Regions from separate parts of the Homo sapiens genome. Here region 1 is linked to region 2. A link is a loop called in an ENCODE intact Hi-C map of the cell type or tissue named here. Cell type or tissue: GM12878. All regions are shown on one strand. Links, peaks and the distances in the headings refer to the core of each region. The heading gives the core; the rest is flanking DNA.

Region 1 (8,341 bases), core at 118-8,117, 610 kb after region 2:
TTCTCAACCTCACATGGCATCTAAGGATTCAAATAAAACAATGATATACTGTCATTCTTTTTTTTTAGTTAAAATTTTTTTTTTTTAGAGACAGGGTTTCACTCTGTTTCCCAGGCTGGAGTGCAGTGGCATGACCATAGCTCACTGCAGCCTTGAACTCCTGGTCTCAAGCAGTCCTCCTGCCTCAGCTTCCCAAGTAGCTGGGACTACAGGAGTGTGCCACCATGCCCTGCTAATTTTTTAACTTTTTGTAGAGACAAGTTCTCGCTGTGTTGCCCAGGCTCGTCTCAAACTTCTGGCCTCAAGTTATCCTCCTGTTTTGGCCTCCCAAAGAAAGTGCTGGAATTATAGGTGTGAGCCACTGTGCTCAGCGTGGTGTCATTCTTGACCCTCCAGTTGGCAAAGATGAAAATCAAATCCCAACCACTCTGATGCCTTTTTGGGGAGAGTAATTTGTACTACCCTTTGGAGGGCAGTTTGGCAGTATGCATCAACATTCTAACTGTGGGGGATTCACCCTAAGAGAAATAATTGGTTAACTATATATACAAAAAGATGTTTGTTGCTATCTGGTTTATAATAACCAGAAATTGCAAACAACCAATAGGTTATTTCTTAAATTTATTGCAGAACATCCACATGAGGTTGTATCATGTTATCTTTAAAAAGTGTGCTTTGTATTTATCTGCATATGTATTTATTACATATTGAAAGGTAAGCTCTTCAAGATATATTTTTGAGTGAAACAGTTGTTAAACAGCAGATATCATGTGTATTTGTGGGTATAGAAGAAGAAATCTAGAAGAATATTCTCCAAAACATTAATTATAGCTGAATCTTGGTGGTGGGATTTTTGCCTTTTTCTTTATTTCTTTATGTATTATTAAAGTTTTTTTACACTGACCATGTATTATATTTAGAAATGGTAAAAAATTTATATAAATATATACACACACACACACAAACACACACACAAACTCACGAGAAAGCAAACTAGCTTCCCAAATTGCTTTACTATAAAGATTTGACTTTTAAAATGTGTTCATTGTATTTGTCAGTTTGAATAAGTGTAGAGCACATTTCAGTGGCGTGGTACTTACTACTCACGGTGACAAGCATAATGGCGCTCCCATCTTTTACATATTGCAAGGGCTCTTCTCATGGGATTAGCTGGACCCTGAGGAAGTGGTGTTGGTGGGACCTGTTGCCATCTTAGTAGAATTCTTTTCTTTCTTCTACCATCATCACATTTTATATAATAAATTATGGAAAATGGATTATTAGTTTTGCTCAAGCTAAAAATCAATTAAAACTTTTCAGATACCTTTTACTTTCCAATTTCTTTTACAATGAAAAAACGTAATCAGAAAAATTTTAAGAAGCTTTTTGGAAAAGTAATAACTCTTACGTTTCAAAAGTGAATGGGCAGAGGTAACCACATACCCAGATTATTCTTAAAAGACATGTTTAAATGAAAAGGATATAAAGTATATTTTAGATCAACTAATTGTGCCGGCCCTGATTTTTACCAAGGACCTATTGCTTTAGGTTTCAAATGTTAAATAACTATATGATTATGACAGCCAGAGGGCCTTCCAACTGTAAGTTTGTAGATGTATTATTATTATTATTATTATACCCTTGAAACACTGACTTTAAAAGACCTGAAATGTGTATATGGTATTCAGTTAGGGTAAGAAGCCTAGGGGGTTGGAGAGGTAGGTAAGATTTTTTACCAGGAGGTTGCATAGCTGGTTATACCCGGGTCACTTGCCAACTGTCTGCTCAGAAGGCTATTTCTGGCAGTGTAGGATAGTATAAATGGGTTTCTCACTTTGTACTTTCTAAAGTCTTTCTGCATGTAACACAGGCTGTCTTTTCCTAATCTCTCAGTTCCCCTTTCTAAACCTCTTTCTGGTTTTCCCTACTCCTACAAGCTCATGTCCAGAGTTGCTGATATAATTCCTTTACAGCCAAGCTGCTATGTCCTCACTTAATATATTTCATTTATTGGTAAATAATCCATATCAGTCACACCAAAATACAACTATGAGTATAGAGAGCACTGGGCTTGGCTTGAAGATAGAAGTCTTGGGTTCTATGGGTCCTTGAGCAAGCCAATTAACCTCCTCTGGCCTCAGTTCTATAATGTGGGCATCATAATAAACTTTATAAGGTGTGGTTAGGGAGATGAGATGATGTATGTATATCAGTTAGGGTAAGATTTGGCTGCATTCAACAGAGAAACAACAAAAACAGCAAAACCGTAGTTTTCAGTAAAGTAGACATGTAGTTTACTAAAATTTCGAAGTTTTGAATAAGATAGAAGTTTATTTATTTCCCATGTGCAAGTCCAGAGATAGGCTGTCCAGGACTAGCATGACACTCCATGGTGTCACAGTCCAATCTTTGTTTCCTTTTGTGCTGCCATCCTTGGTAGATGGCTTCTATCTCCTTGCTCAAAATGGCCACTTGAGCCCCAGCCATCACATCCAAATTCCAACTAGTGGGAAGGAAGAAGGCAGAAGAAGGGTATGCCCTCCCTCTTTAAGGACACTTCCACTAAGGACACAATTGCTTATATATTGTCCGGAACTGCATTAGGTGGTGATGTACTTTTAGGAACCTAAAAATCAGGGTTCCTATTATGAAAGCAAGAGAGATGTTGGGGTAAAACAGCAGTCTCTGCCATGGTATGTAATAGCCTTTTGTGACCTAGGAAATGCTCTGAGTACAGAAATATGTATCATTTATGTAATACTGTCATGAATAACCTCAGTTACATTCATTCATTCACCAAATATTTTTAAAATACTTCTTACAGATGTAGCACTAGAGCTGACACCCTGAATACTTCATTGTGTACTTTCTTGGTCAATTTATGTTAACTCCAAAAAGCATTGAAGGAATCACATTGCTGCAACTTTTTTCTGCTTTGAGCACCTGGGAACAGAACATGATACCATGTCCCTTTCTTTGGGGGAGGGAGGGAGAAGGGTGACACTAGTACATACTAAATGGTGGCTCTTCAGCTCAGTGGTACCGACACTGTGTGTTTTTCCCTCCAGCATCTGTCTTTTGTCATCAGTGCTTCATGTTGATTTATACCTTGCATCCTCACTTGCTTTTCATATATGCCTTTTCTCCTACTGAAAACACACATGCAGGATTGACTCTTCATCTTCTGACCTTGTCTCTTTCAAGCAGGGGACACTCCATGTTTGAGCAGGCATGCGTTTTATTTGGGAAGCAAAGATGGACAGATAGGCAAACAAGCATGCATAACCTAATGGTTGGGAAGTATTGCCCATTACCGGCTTTTCTCAGGAAGTCCCAATATGTAAGAACACTTAAAGAAATAGGACCTCCAGTCACAGGCTCAAGATATTTCATTTGGAAAAGATCCAGAGATGTCTGACATCCTGCCTCCTCATCTTTCAGTAATAGACAGTGCGTTTAAAAAAATCTTTTTTTATTATGAAAATTTTCAAACTTTCAAAAAACAACAAGAGCCCACCACTAAGAATAAATGTTAACACTTTGCCATATTTACTTTAAAAGAACCATCATAAAATTTTATAGACTTAAAGGTTTGTTCCATATGTAAACATAGACTCACACCCTTGTGTCATTCATGTTTTTGCATGAATGCCTCCTTATCTGGGACACCTCCCCTGATCTTCCCATGTAAAATAGCAACCCTTAATCAACCTCTAACTTCTCCTTCCTAGCACTTCTCACCACCTGACATATGTAGTGAATTTATTTGTTTGTCTTCTGTCTTTCTCCACTAACTGTTCAGCTCCATGAGCTCATCATGGCTTTGCTTATGGTTGAGTCACCTGCACCTACAGTGGTGCCAGCACTGGCTAGGAACGCATGAACAGAGCTGAAGCCTCTTTTAATCTCCCTGACACATCACCTCCCTCCCCGCCTCTCTCCCCAGGGGGAACCACTGTCCTGAAGTTTTATCCTTGTCTTTATATACTCTAATTTTATCAATACCTTTATGTGCACATATATACATAAATGCTAGAACAATAAACAGTGTTGTGTATCTTTAAAAACGTTACATATGTGAACAGTTTGTATGGTCTGTAACTTGCTTTTTCTCACTCAACATTATATGTTCCAGATTCATCTATGTGGATACATGAGCATTTACTTCATATATTTCATATTCCTATGATATTCCTTGTAGGCTTTTATCACAGTGGATCCATTCTTAGTTACAGCTTTTTAATCATGGCTCTATCAACCTCCTTTTGTCCTAGGCTCTCTGATTCTGACCTGTGCTAACGATTGTACAAATAATAAACATGAGTTAGAAAAAATGATTAAGATGGTAAATTTTATGTTATGTGTATTTTACCACCATTAAAAAAATTTAAAAACTTATTAAGTCATATACCTTAGAAAAATGGGATAGCAAGAGAACCATGTAAGAATTTTCATAAGGACTGTACTGTTTGTAAAAATAACACCATTGTAAGTTGTTTGTTTGTTTATTTATTTATTTATTTTTGAGACTAAGTCTCACTCTGTCACCCAGGCTGGAGTGCAGTAGCGCAATCTCAGCTCACTGCAACCTCTGCCTCCTGAGTTCAAGTGATTCTCCTGCCTCAGCCTCCCGAGTAGCTGAGATTACAGACATGTGCTACCATGCCCGGCTAATTTTTGTATTGTTAGTAGAGATGGGGTTTCACCATGTTGGCCAGGCTGGTCTTGAACTCCTGACCTCAGGTGATCCACCCACCTCGGCTTCCCAAAGTGTTTGGATTACAGGTGTGAGCCACCACACCCGGGCTGTAAGTTGTATTTTTAGGGAATGAATTTTACTTGGCACCATTGAATCCATTTAATTATAAAAATCTCTTTTTCAAGGACTTTTGACTTTGTTCTCGGTACCTTAAAAATAGATTTCCCTCAGAAATGATACATTTCAATATATAGGTCTCCCATATTAGAAAACCTTGATAGTTTTTCTCTCAAGCAGGGAAACTAGAGAACAAATGTGTCAAGGTGCCCTAAAGTAATATTCAGAACTTGGCTTTTGACAAGATTCTAAATGTCAGGGAAGTCTGTTTTTGCTATAACATGACAACTCGACTTCAAATATAGGTACAGAATTACTGCAGTGCCTGGGTTTTCTTTAGGACACATTTAAATATCCTCTTTGTGAGCTTCCTATTAAAAGAATACTTGCTAGAGGACAAAGTTTTATTTAGAAAGGGTTTTGAATATTTTGTGATATAATTGTAGGTGTCACTGAAAAAGTTAAGGAAGATTTTACCACCCATAATTTTGAATAATGACTTAGTAGTCTAGGGCTCAGTGTGAAACTTTTCTAGAAAGATCACATGATTGATCCTGTTTTGCATTTTGCTTATAGAAATTGTTGGGGCTGTACTATGAATATCTTGTTTCTAAAGATACAGTCAGACTTTAGCCATTTAACAATTTCAAAACAGGTCTTTTTAATGCAAACTAATAAATTTGGTTAGCATATTTCCTCAAACTTTATTAAACTTGAGTATGGAAAAACAATTTTAAAACATATAGGGCAGACAGCTAAATTATCTATTTAACCTTGGCTGTTTCACTTCTATTCAATCAGCAGACAGTTATTGAGCATCTACCGTGTTCCTGGTGCTGTGCTAGGGGTTGGGACTATAAGATGAATAGGACAGTTGGTCAGGTGTGGTGGCTCAAGCCTGTAATCCCAACAGTTTGGGAGGCCAAGGTGGGCGGATCACTTGAGCTGAGGAGTGTGAAACCAGCCTAAGCAACATGGTGAAACCCTGTCTCTACTAAAAATACAAAAAATTAGCTGGGTGTGGTCGTGGGCACCTGTAACCCCAGTTACTTGGGAGGCTGAGGCATAAGAATTGCTTGACCTTGGGAGATGGAGGTTGTGACTGCACCCCAGCCTGGGCGACAGAGTGAGATTCTGTCTCAAACAAACAAAATAAGATGAATAGGACAGGGTTCCTGCCCTGCTGGATCATACAATCAGGTGAGTGAGACAGACATGTAAGCCAAGATCACAGAGGAAACGTCAGTACTGCAATAGAGGTAGAAATGTTCCATCACTGCACGTTCCTGGTGTAGCCAGGGCTCTTACAGCACTAGACTCCTACACTCAACAGTGTCAGGAAGTACATGGGTAGGGGGATTTGGTGGTGGCGGGAGAGCTTTTCAGCTTACCTACCACCTTTATCAACCACTTTCTTCAAGCTATTAAGAATAATAATGGGGCCGGGCGTGGTGGCTCACACCTGTAATCCCAACACTTTGGGAGGCCAAGTTGGGTGGATCACTTGAGGTCAGGAGTTCTAGACCAGCCTGGCCAATATGGTGAAGCCCCCCTCTCTACTAAAAATGCAAAAGTTAGTCGAGTGTGGTGGTGGGCACCTGTAATCCCAGCTATTTGGAAGGCTGAGGCAGGAGAATTACTTGACGCTGGGAGGTGGAGGTTGCAGTGAGCCAAGATCATGCCACTGCACTCCAGCCTGGGAGACAAGAGTGAGACATTATCTCAAAAAAAAAAAAAAAAAAGAAGAAAAATAACGGACATGGTAATAATAATGGGAGTAATTTTTGACTTAGGCAATTGTTTTCTCCATCTTATACTAAATATGACTTAAAACATCTTTTGAAACCTTTTAATTGAATTTCTAAAAGAAGGCTTAAAGTTTTTATAGCAGTTTTAGGTTCACAGCAAAATTAAGCAGAGTTAAGAGACTTCCCCTATACCACCTGCCCCTACACATGGTTGGCTTCCTCCCGCTATTAACATCCCACCCAAGAGTGGCACATTTGTTACAATCGATGAACATCATCATGACAAACCGACACTTGACGATCACCCAAAGTCCATAGTTTACATGAGAATTCTGTCTTGGTGTTGTACAGTCTGTGGGTTTTGACAAGTGCATATCTTACATCCACCATTATAATATCATACAGAATAGTTTCACTGATCTAAAAATCCCTTTTGTTCTCCCTAATCATCCTTCCTTCTCCTGTTTCACTGAATTTTAAATTTCATTTTATTTAATTTTCTCATATAACCTAAGTAAGAACAGCCTGCCAGAAATGTAAAAGTAGTTCCAGTTAGACTGTCACTCCAAAGCCCTCCCAAACAGACATTCTAGCATAACCACTGACTATATTAGCTCCTTTGATCATCTGTCCCTCTACTTGAGAGCTGCTGTGTTTAGCACAACTGCCCAAAGTTTATGTCAGGGTCTGTGGCATTAGATCCTGCAGTTTCAAATCTTGTTGATCGCCAGCTTCCTTCTCCCATCACTCTTTGGCCACTATCATCTTCAAAGAAAACTCGGAAGTTCCTGAACAGATTCACCTCTGTACTCCTAAGGGCTGGGGGTCTTCTGTGGTTCAGATGTCTGATTATAATAGAAACAGACCTGTTTGCTTTTAGAGAAGCAAATGTTTTCTGTGTTCAACTGAGCTTGTAAAATTTCATTAAGAAACTAATCATTAGCCCTGATTAAACAAACGCTGGATGCTTGGCATGAATATTTTAACTTCCTATTTCTAAGCTGCCTCAGCCTTCTCAAGTACTGATTGTCAGCTGGGACCAATAATTTACCTGCACAGTTTGCCACTCCATCATCAGGGAATCTCCACCACCCCCGGCCCCATCAACTAGGGGAGAAAACTAAGGCTCTTCCAGTGCCCCAAACATGAAGCCGCTTCTCTGATGCTCATTAAAGAAACTTTCACAATTTAAATAGAGAATCTCACTGCTGCCTACTCTAATACAGGAAAGAGACTCTAAACTCTGCATCTCATTTTAATTCAACTTGAAATTGCCACCAGTTTCTACCCTTCCATATTTGCCTTCATGAACATTTCAGACTTTAACAAAAATCTGATCTTTTTACTGATATTAAAAAGACATATGAAAATGTGTTTAGCATTAAGCATTTATTTTCAAGTCTAAGAAAGATAAAGATGCACAAAGCTTAAAGAAGTTGCTGCCAGTGACTCAGTCATTATTAATATTGCTCTAGGCACAATGAATTGGAATGGTGTTAGAAAGATTTTCTCTAGGGAAGACTACATTATGACAGCATTTTCCAAAGTGTGTTTCTCAGAGTCCAGAACAAGTCTGACAAGTGTTTAGGAGGGAAAGAAAGGGAGTTTTGTGGCCAAGTAAACTTGGGAAGCACTTCTACCACAAATTTCCTTGTATTTTAGTGATTTACAAGGTAACTGTCATATTAAAGGTTCTGAGAATTCCTGCCATAAGGGAATCTGTTTAACTTTCTTGAACACCGTGTTTCTCAATGTCATTTGGCTTTGAATGCCTCCC
Region 2 (8,341 bases), core at 25-8,024:
CACAGGCTGCCACTAGGTCTTGCTACCAGAGCAAGAACTAGGCCTTAATCATTGCTGTATCCCATGCCATAGCATAAAGCCTGCCCACAGGAGGAACAAAATAGTTATCCACATCTATAAACTAGAGAATGCATCCAAAGGGTTATCAAGAAAATGAGAGCCAGAAGTAGATATTAGGAGCTTCAATCTGAAGTTAGAAAACTCAAGAGGCAAGAAGGGAAGAACTGTCAACTAGGGAAGGCAAGAAAGAAGGGTAGTTGGGTAAATCCCTGAAACAAAGACTATGTTCTGAACAGATTGTGCGAAGAAAAAAGATGAGAAACATTGGGAACCTGGCAGAAAACTTAAGAAAATGGGATTTTTAGGTTTGCAATTTGTAATGTGCTATACTTTTATGTTTATCTTGGTAAACAGTATCTCCCATATGTGAAACCAGATTTCTGAATGAGCCTCACCAATCCCTCTCCATCATCACCCATGCCCAACAGTCTCAATTCCTCACTGGTATCTCTTTAACCTTTTCCCAGTGTTTGATTCTCACTCCTGTCACCTTTGTTCAGGTCCCCATTATTTTTCACTTGAATTGTTTTCTCCTCCAAATTCAACTATCTGTTTCCAGTCTGTGCCCCTCAAAAACTCTTCTTTGATATGAAAATATCTTCCTAAAATTTGGCTCTGATTATACAACTTCCTGGTTCAATCATCTTCAATGGTCCCTATTTACAAAGGTCTCCAGAATAAAATTCTCTTTATTGCCATAGTATAAGTAACATGACAAAGTGCACTGAGCCCGAACATAAATCATGCTACTGTAAAGACACATGCACACGTATGTTTATTGCAGCACTATTCACAATAGCAAAGACTTGGAACCAACCCAAATGTCCATCAATGATGGACTGGATTAAGAAAATGTGGCACATATACACCATGGTATAATACTATGCAGCCATAAAAAAGGATGAGTTCATGTCCTTTGCAGGGACATGGATGCAGCTGGAAACCATCATTCTGAGCAAGCTATCGCAAGGACAGAAAACCAAACACCACATGTTCTCACTCATAGGTGGGAACTGAACAATGAGAACACTTGGACACAGGGTGGGAAACATCACACCCCAGTGCCTGTTGTTGGGTAGGGGGCTGGTAGGGGGGGGATAGCATTAGGAGAAATACCTAATGTAAATGATGAATTAATGGGTGCAGTAAACCAACATGGTACATGTATACCTATGTAACAAACCTGCACGTTGTGCACATGTACCCTAGAACTTAAGGTATAATTTAAAAAAAGGAACAAAGTTTTGAAAATGACATCCACCACTTACTAGCAATGTGACCACGAGAGTCACTTTTACCTCTCTAAGACTCAGGTTTCCAATGAGAGAGAGAAAAAGAGAGACTAAGAAAAAGAGAGAACTAAGACTTAAAAAGAATGTGGCTAGCCCAGCATTAGGTACATGATGCAGGCTCAATATCTTTCCCTCAATTTTTCTGCCCAGACCAGCATTCCAGCCTTAACAATGCCCTTACCCAGCCCTGGACACTGTGCTCTATGATGCTATCCTCTGTTCTCCCACAGACCGTTGATCATTGTTAATATATCACTCAGCCTGTTATGCCTGTATTTTATTTTCTTATAAGCATATTTATATTATACTGTTTGGAGTAATTAGTTTTTTCTATCCTTCTAGATTTAAAATGCTTTGAGAACAGAGGTTTGACCTTGTTCTTCAAGCTTGTCCAACTGGTGGCCCATGGGCCGCATTTGAATGCGGCCCAACACAAATTCGTAAACTTTCTTAAAACATTATGAGATTTTGTGATTTATTTTTTTAGCTCATAAGCTATCGTTAGTGTTTATGTATTTTATGTGTGGCCCAAGACAATTATTCTTCCAATGTAGCCCAGGGAAGCCAAAAGATTGGACACCCCTGTTCTTCATCTTCATATCTCCCACATTATATTCCATTATGTACTGCACAGAATAGGAACTCTGTTAAGTGTCTACTAAATTGGGGTGCATTGCATAATTTTATGTGGTTTATCCAAGTTTTAAAGCTGAACTTTCCTTTTGGTGTAAGAATTAATAGTAAGAGGCAGAACAGAGAACTGCCACACTGAAAATAAAGTATATCCCTCTAGTACCCAACACCAGCCTTGAAATACAGTTAGCGTTCCCTAAATTACGTAAATTTTTGTCAGATTAAACACCTACTGCGCTGAATACATTTTTTAAGAGAATGTAGTTCTTGAAAATAAGTGTTTTTAGTCAAAATGTTTTGGGCAAGAGAGGATAGTAACATCTACCCAAATCCAGCAACAGTCCTAGGAAAAAAAAATGCCCAAAGAAGATTAGTTCTACTGGTATTGAACAGTAAGATTATTATGCTTTAGAATATGAGTTTTCATCTAAATAGGTTTGTATTCTCGATTTCCACAGAGACTGAAACCTGGTAAAATGAGCTTAAATTGCATGCAGAAATGTATAATGACTTTAGGGATTCTTCGGGTAAGATAAACAAAAATTGTTTCCCATTTTATTTTGGGTAAAATAATATGAAGAGCTAATCTTTGAATAAATCAAAAATTAATATATTCACTCTGTTTTTAATTCTATATCTTGAAGGCAAAGTAACCCAAAGTCAAACTTTTATAGTAGTGTGTACAATAGTTATTACTGGTGTAAATTTTAACAGTTGTTACTGCTGATTCTTTAAAAATATGTGGCAAAATGGTTATGATCAAGAACTGTGGGTTGGGGGGGAGACGAGGGTTAAACCTCCTACAGCTTTAGATCTTGACCAAATTACTTATCCTTCAAATCTCTGCTTCATCACGTACTATGACGATAATTGGAGCATCTATCTGAAAGGTTGCTGTGAGCATGAAAAGATTAAATGATACTGATCATAAAGCATTGTGCCTGAAACAAAGTGAGTACTTGATAAATGGCAGCTATAATAATGATAATCATTACTATAAGTTTATCCAGTTGTAATCATTTTAGCTACCTACTAGAAATACGTATTATTTACAAAGCAGTCTTCTTTCAGCCAGGCATGGTGGCGTGGGCCTGCCTGTGGTCCCAGCTACTCAGAAGGCTGAGGTGGGAGGATCGCTTGAGCCCAGGAGGTCGAGAATTCAGTGAGCGTGATCGCACCACTGCACTCCAGCCTGGGCGACAGAGTGAGCCTTCGTGTCTAAATAATTAGTCAACTGGACGGGCACGGTGGCTCAAGCCTGTAATCCCAACAATTTGAGCGGCCAAGACAGGCAGCTCACTTGAAGTCAGAAGTTCAAGCCTGGCCAACATGGTGAAACCCCGTCTCTACTAAAAATACAAAAATTAGCCGTGGTAGCGGGCGCCTGTAATCCCAGCTACTCGGGAGGCTGAGACAAGGAGAATCGCTTGAATCCGGAAGGCGGAGGTTGCAGTGAGCCGAGATCGCGCCACTGCACTCCAGCCCGGGCGACAGTGCGAGACTCCGTCTCAAAAATAAAAATAATTAGTAAATTAATTCATTAATTTAAGAAAAAAAGCGCAATCTTCTTCCAAAGGCGATCCCAAGGCTGTTGGAGGCTGAAACCGCTAAGTCGCCCCCTACCGCGCGGGTGGCTTCGTCCCGGACCCCTCCAGAGGCTGTGCCACTGCTGGAGGTGCTCAGCGGGGCCGGGACCCGCTTGGGGCGCCGTCCGGGGCGAGCACCGGAGCCCGACTGGGCTGAATGGCAGGTCCTGACCAAGCCACCCGCGCGGCCCCGCCCGCCTGGCGGGATGAGTGACGGCGGCAACAGGTGCAGAGCGGCGTCCGCGGCTTCTCGGGAGCCCCCGAGTTTTGCGAGTCAGGCCCCGAGAGTCAGAGTTTGACTCTAGAACCTTCTTCGCTTTACACCAGTCTTCGGAAGTCGCCCGTCAACCGGCTTCTTCTACCTCAGTAAAGCCTTAAGGTCACCTCAACCTCTCGAAACCCACCAGTCCCAGAGGCCGACTCTTCTCAAGTGGAGGAGAGGGGAAGGCGTGCATGGAGCTTTGCCTGACCGCTCGCTCTCTCCTCCCCAGCCGTCTGAGAGAAGGCGAGAGGGGTCCCAGAACCGAGCCCTCGCTCCGCACGCCCCACGCCCGCCCCGCTGTGCCGTGCGCTCTGCCCCTGAGACGCCCCGGCTCGGAGTCCCAGGGCCACAGCCGAAACTCGCCCTCCCGCGCCCCTCTCCGGCTTGCAGCGCCCGCCCGCACCGCCACCTGCCACCCGAGGCGACGCAGTCCGCTTCTCCCCACCCGCCAGGTGGCAGGTTCAGGGCCGGGGTCCGAGCCTGCTTCCCTGCAGCTGCCACAGCCACCCTCGCCGCCAGGGGGCGAGAGTCCCAGGCAGGACAAGCAGCGCTGCTGCCTTGGCGTGAAGGTGGTTTCAAACTTTAGGCTTCTTTTCCCTACCCCGCGTCTCTGAAGAGCAGAGAGGAAGATGGAAACCGAGTCCGGGCCGGTGAGTACGGCGATCAGGGCCCCAGGGCGCGGGATAGCGGGGAGAAGGAGCAGCGTGGAGCCTGTCCCTGAGGGCTTGGAGGGGCGAGGTGAAGGCCCCAAACGCTCGCTATCTGGTTGGGAAGAAACGTGGCCAGGTGCCCCATCGACCGCTGCCAGGAGCCACCCGCCCGCAGACCTCGTCTGGCTGTGTCATGGGGGTCAGAAAGGCGCCGCCACGGGGCCTGGACTGGGTGTAGACGGGCCAGGGGACCTCAGGCGTGGATGTTTCGGGAGGCGGCGGGCTGCCAGGCACCCAGCGAAGTCCGAGCAGGTAAACCGCTTTCCCGCCGAAATTGGGCTAGGCAGCGTCTTTGACGCTCCCTGCGGCCGAACTCGACCCAGCCGCCCAAGGCGAGGAGTTGCCAGGGCGGTCGACGCCTCCACTCCCCGACTGGTCAGCGAGGACCGGAAGGTCTGAGAGACCTGGCAGGGCCCGCCTGTGGCCCAGGCGGGACCCGGACACTCTAGCCCTGGCTGTGCACCCAAGCCAGTCAGGGTGGACTTGGGGAAGTGAAGGAGGACTGCCCGCACAGGCCCGAGGCGCAGCGGCAACGTGCCATCCCGCCCCGCCCCGTCCCGCCGCCAGCAGCCAATCAGGGAGCGCCGCGCGAGGGTGGGGACCAGCTGCGCACGAGGCCAGCGGCGGGGTCGCTGCCGTTGAGGCTTCCCGCCACTGCTGCTGGCGGATTTGTGGGGCAAAATTTCTCGCTGGCTAGCCTTCTTTTCCCTCCCGCACTTTGGTGGGGAGGGGGTGGATCCTCGTTTCGGTGCCCAAGTTCACGATGACCCGAGAGAACTCGAGGAAGTTGTCGCCGCGGCCATTTCCCCCAGTGCCGCAACTTGCTGGCCTTGGAGGGGGAGGAGCGCCGAGGCAGTGACTGCGACGGTTAGCCCGCCCGTTCCTGCTGTCTTCGTTTGCAAAATAGATGCTAGATCTCGAGGTTGATTCTCAAGGGGAGGGGCCAGTGAGGGCACATTGCTTTGGAGGAGTAGTTTAATAAACTCTCTAGTGCTGGAAGTTTTAGCAAACGGAGGAGCCTTCAAACCCGGCAACAGTCCCCATCTAGGTGTTTCCGTAACACATGCGGAATTATTGCTAGTGGAATTTCAGGCTTTCTTTGTTGTTTAACTCAATGCATCGCTAATTGTTTATAATGAACTTAGATGTTGCCTCCACCTGAGCCTTGCTATTGCTAACATTAAAATATTTTGTAGGCCTGGCGCGATGGCTCCCGCCTGTAATCCCAGCACTTTGGGAGGCCAAGGTGGGCGGATCACGAGGTCAGGAGATCGAGACCATCCTGGCCAAAATGGTGAAAACCCATCTCTACTAATACAAAAAAATTAGCTGGGCGTGGTGGTGCGCACCTGTAGTCTCAGCTACTCAGGAGGCTGAGGCAGGAGAATCTCTTGAACCAGGGAGGCGGAGGTTGCAGTGAGCCGAAATCACGCCACTGCACTCCAGCCTGGCGACAGAGCAAGACTGTCTCAAATATATATATATATATATATATATATATATATATATATATATATATATATATATATATGTATTAGACTGCTGTTATACTGTATTCTTTAGCCTTCAGCCTATTTGGCATATCATGAGCAGGTCTCTCCTGAAGAAATGATTCACTTTTAGTCATTCAACAGATATTTATTGAGCACCTGCTGTGTACTGTCAGTACTTTAGATGCTGCCATGAAAAAAGCAAAACTTCTGCCCTGGTGCATTACATAATAGTGGAGACAGATAATAAACATACTAAGTAAACTATATCGTATGTTAGAAAATGATGAGGGAGAAAACTTAAGCAGAGCGAGCCCACAATAGAGCCTTAGAGAGTGGAGGAGAATGAAGTGAATTGAGTGTGAAAGGTTGTTTTTCTTTTCTCAGGGAGTATCCTTTAGTTTCTCGAGATTGGAAATAAAGCACTGTTTACTTCCGTTCATTTCATCCTTCTCTCAATGAAATATAATGGGGTTTGTCTTTTACTTAAACTTGCGAACATATTAGTACATCTTATTTTCAATAAGAGAATTTCATGAAGAATGATTTTTTAAATTTAGCAAATAGGTAATTTTGACACTGTAAACAAATGGGCAGAAAGACAAGATTACATCTACTAGAGCTGTTATATTATCTCTAGCAATACAAAATCCATAGTTGAAAAATACTAAGCATTCCAGAATTACCCATTCTGAGCATTATATCCTACTGAGCGAAGTGACTGAAGTCACAAATAACCTCCAAGTGCCCAGAGAGAAAGCTGTTAAGATTAGATTCCCAGTTTCTTTCATTGGAAACTACAACATAGTAATTATTAAATGTGGTGGCTTTTCTGTGTTTTAAAAGAAGTATTTACATATTCCCTTATTAGGAGTACATACTTCCTTAAGGCTGGATGGGGAAGAGAGCCCATAAGGTCCAGCCTATAGCCCAATTGCCACTCCTGCCCTAGTCATTTCTCTGTACATCTTGCAAAGATTAATTTAGGGATTGTGATTGTATTGGCCAGAGAAGAAAGAGCAGAACAAATTTGAAAAAGAACAACTTTATTACCTGAGCTGGAGATTCATTTTCATGAGTTTGTTTCTCAGAGAATTGGAATTATGAACTTCAAGCTTTTGTTATTTTCTTTTTCTTTCTTTTTGAGATGGGGTCTTTCTTTGTTGCCCAGGCTGGTCTCGAACTCCTGATCTCAAGCAATCCTCCTGCCTCAGCCTCCCAAGCAGCTGGGATTACAGGCACAAGCCACAACACCCAGTTTACTTCAAGTTTTTTGAAGCACACATTTAGGATATTATGGGGTTTGTCTTTAGGATATTATGGGGTTTGTCTCAGAAGTGTGTTTAGTGTTTCCAGATGGAAAATAATTCACCAGTTCTTGAATTGGTTTCTCTTCAATGTGATTCTCAAGTCTTGGGTTTTTTTTCAGTTATACCTTAAAAGTCTATTATCTTACCATTCTGCAAAGGCTTATACATTTATATATATTTATTAAAATTTAAATTATGTCCTCTAACTTAGAATTGTGAACATGTGGATATGTACTGAGCTAATTCTTTGGAATAAACATTTATGAGCTACAAGTATATAATTTTTTAACAAAATCAGTCCAATCTTCAAATTGACAAGTGCATTTAAAATTTTGACTTTCAGGCTGAAAATGGTGAATGTGAATGTTAGAGTTTATTAACTTGTCGATGACCATTAGTTAAAGACCACCAGGAACACATGCGTCATTTAGTAAAGTTGGGTCTGTTAATTGTTCAAACAAGGGAAAACATAAACCATGGGGCCTCTCAATCAGAAGGTGTTAGAACTTACAGGATATAGGCTTCTGTTGAGCAATTTCTAGAGAGGGTTTAAGGAAGTAGGGCTTTACTCTGGAATGTATAGCGTCAGGAAATGGTAGTAATTCTATGATTGGATGTGTTAACTTTTATCTAAAAGGAAAGAAAAATGGATCGAGGCTAAAACTATAGCTGATAAAGAAGGAGCAGTCACTCATATCAGCCAGAATGGAGGGTTGTTTGGTTATTCTTGTGGTTTGGGCAATGCCTTTGTTTTTGTCAGCATTCAAACATGATTATGGAGTGGTCTTGTTTTTAATCTTGATCCATCAGAGTCACAGGGTGACTTTGTCTGATGTTGGTGTTCTGTTAACAAGAGAACACCACAGCCTAGCTGTGAGTGCCAGGCCAACTCCTAACAACACCAGGGTGTAGTTGATTGTGTCAGGCTGGGACTGTTTTCTCTTTCTCAAACATGTTCATGAGTTTAATATTCCCCTTAATAATTAAGTAATAGGTTT

The links. Hi-C counts contacts between places; a loop is a spot of excess contacts. Peaks named below come from ENCODE experiments on the same cell type or tissue, not always from the same donor. Only the 100,000 strongest peaks of a DNase experiment are listed, where the experiment ranks them.
Region 1: a loop joins it to region 2, with 4 times the contacts of the local background. A loop is called at or near these places in 2 of 110 quality-filtered maps.

Annotation. Positions count from the first base shown.
Region 1 is chr2:197,170,217-197,178,557 of GRCh38, reverse strand. The region is part of intron 2 of ANKRD44 (ankyrin repeat domain 44); the gene reads left to right. Among named protein-coding and RNA genes, the nearest start is that of ANKRD44-AS1, 24 kb to the left of the region's middle. In GM12878, for the core only: no CTCF peak of the experiment used is centred there; no DNase peak of the experiment used is centred there.
Region 2 is chr2:197,782,125-197,790,465 of GRCh38, reverse strand. It overlaps BOLL (boule RNA binding protein), which reads left to right and starts at 5,147. Exons shown (of 11, transcript NM_033030.6): 1 at 5,147-5,410. RefSeq lists an enhancer at 3,742-3,971. In GM12878, for the core only: a CTCF peak has its summit at 4,346 (motif pointing right); no DNase peak of the experiment used is centred there.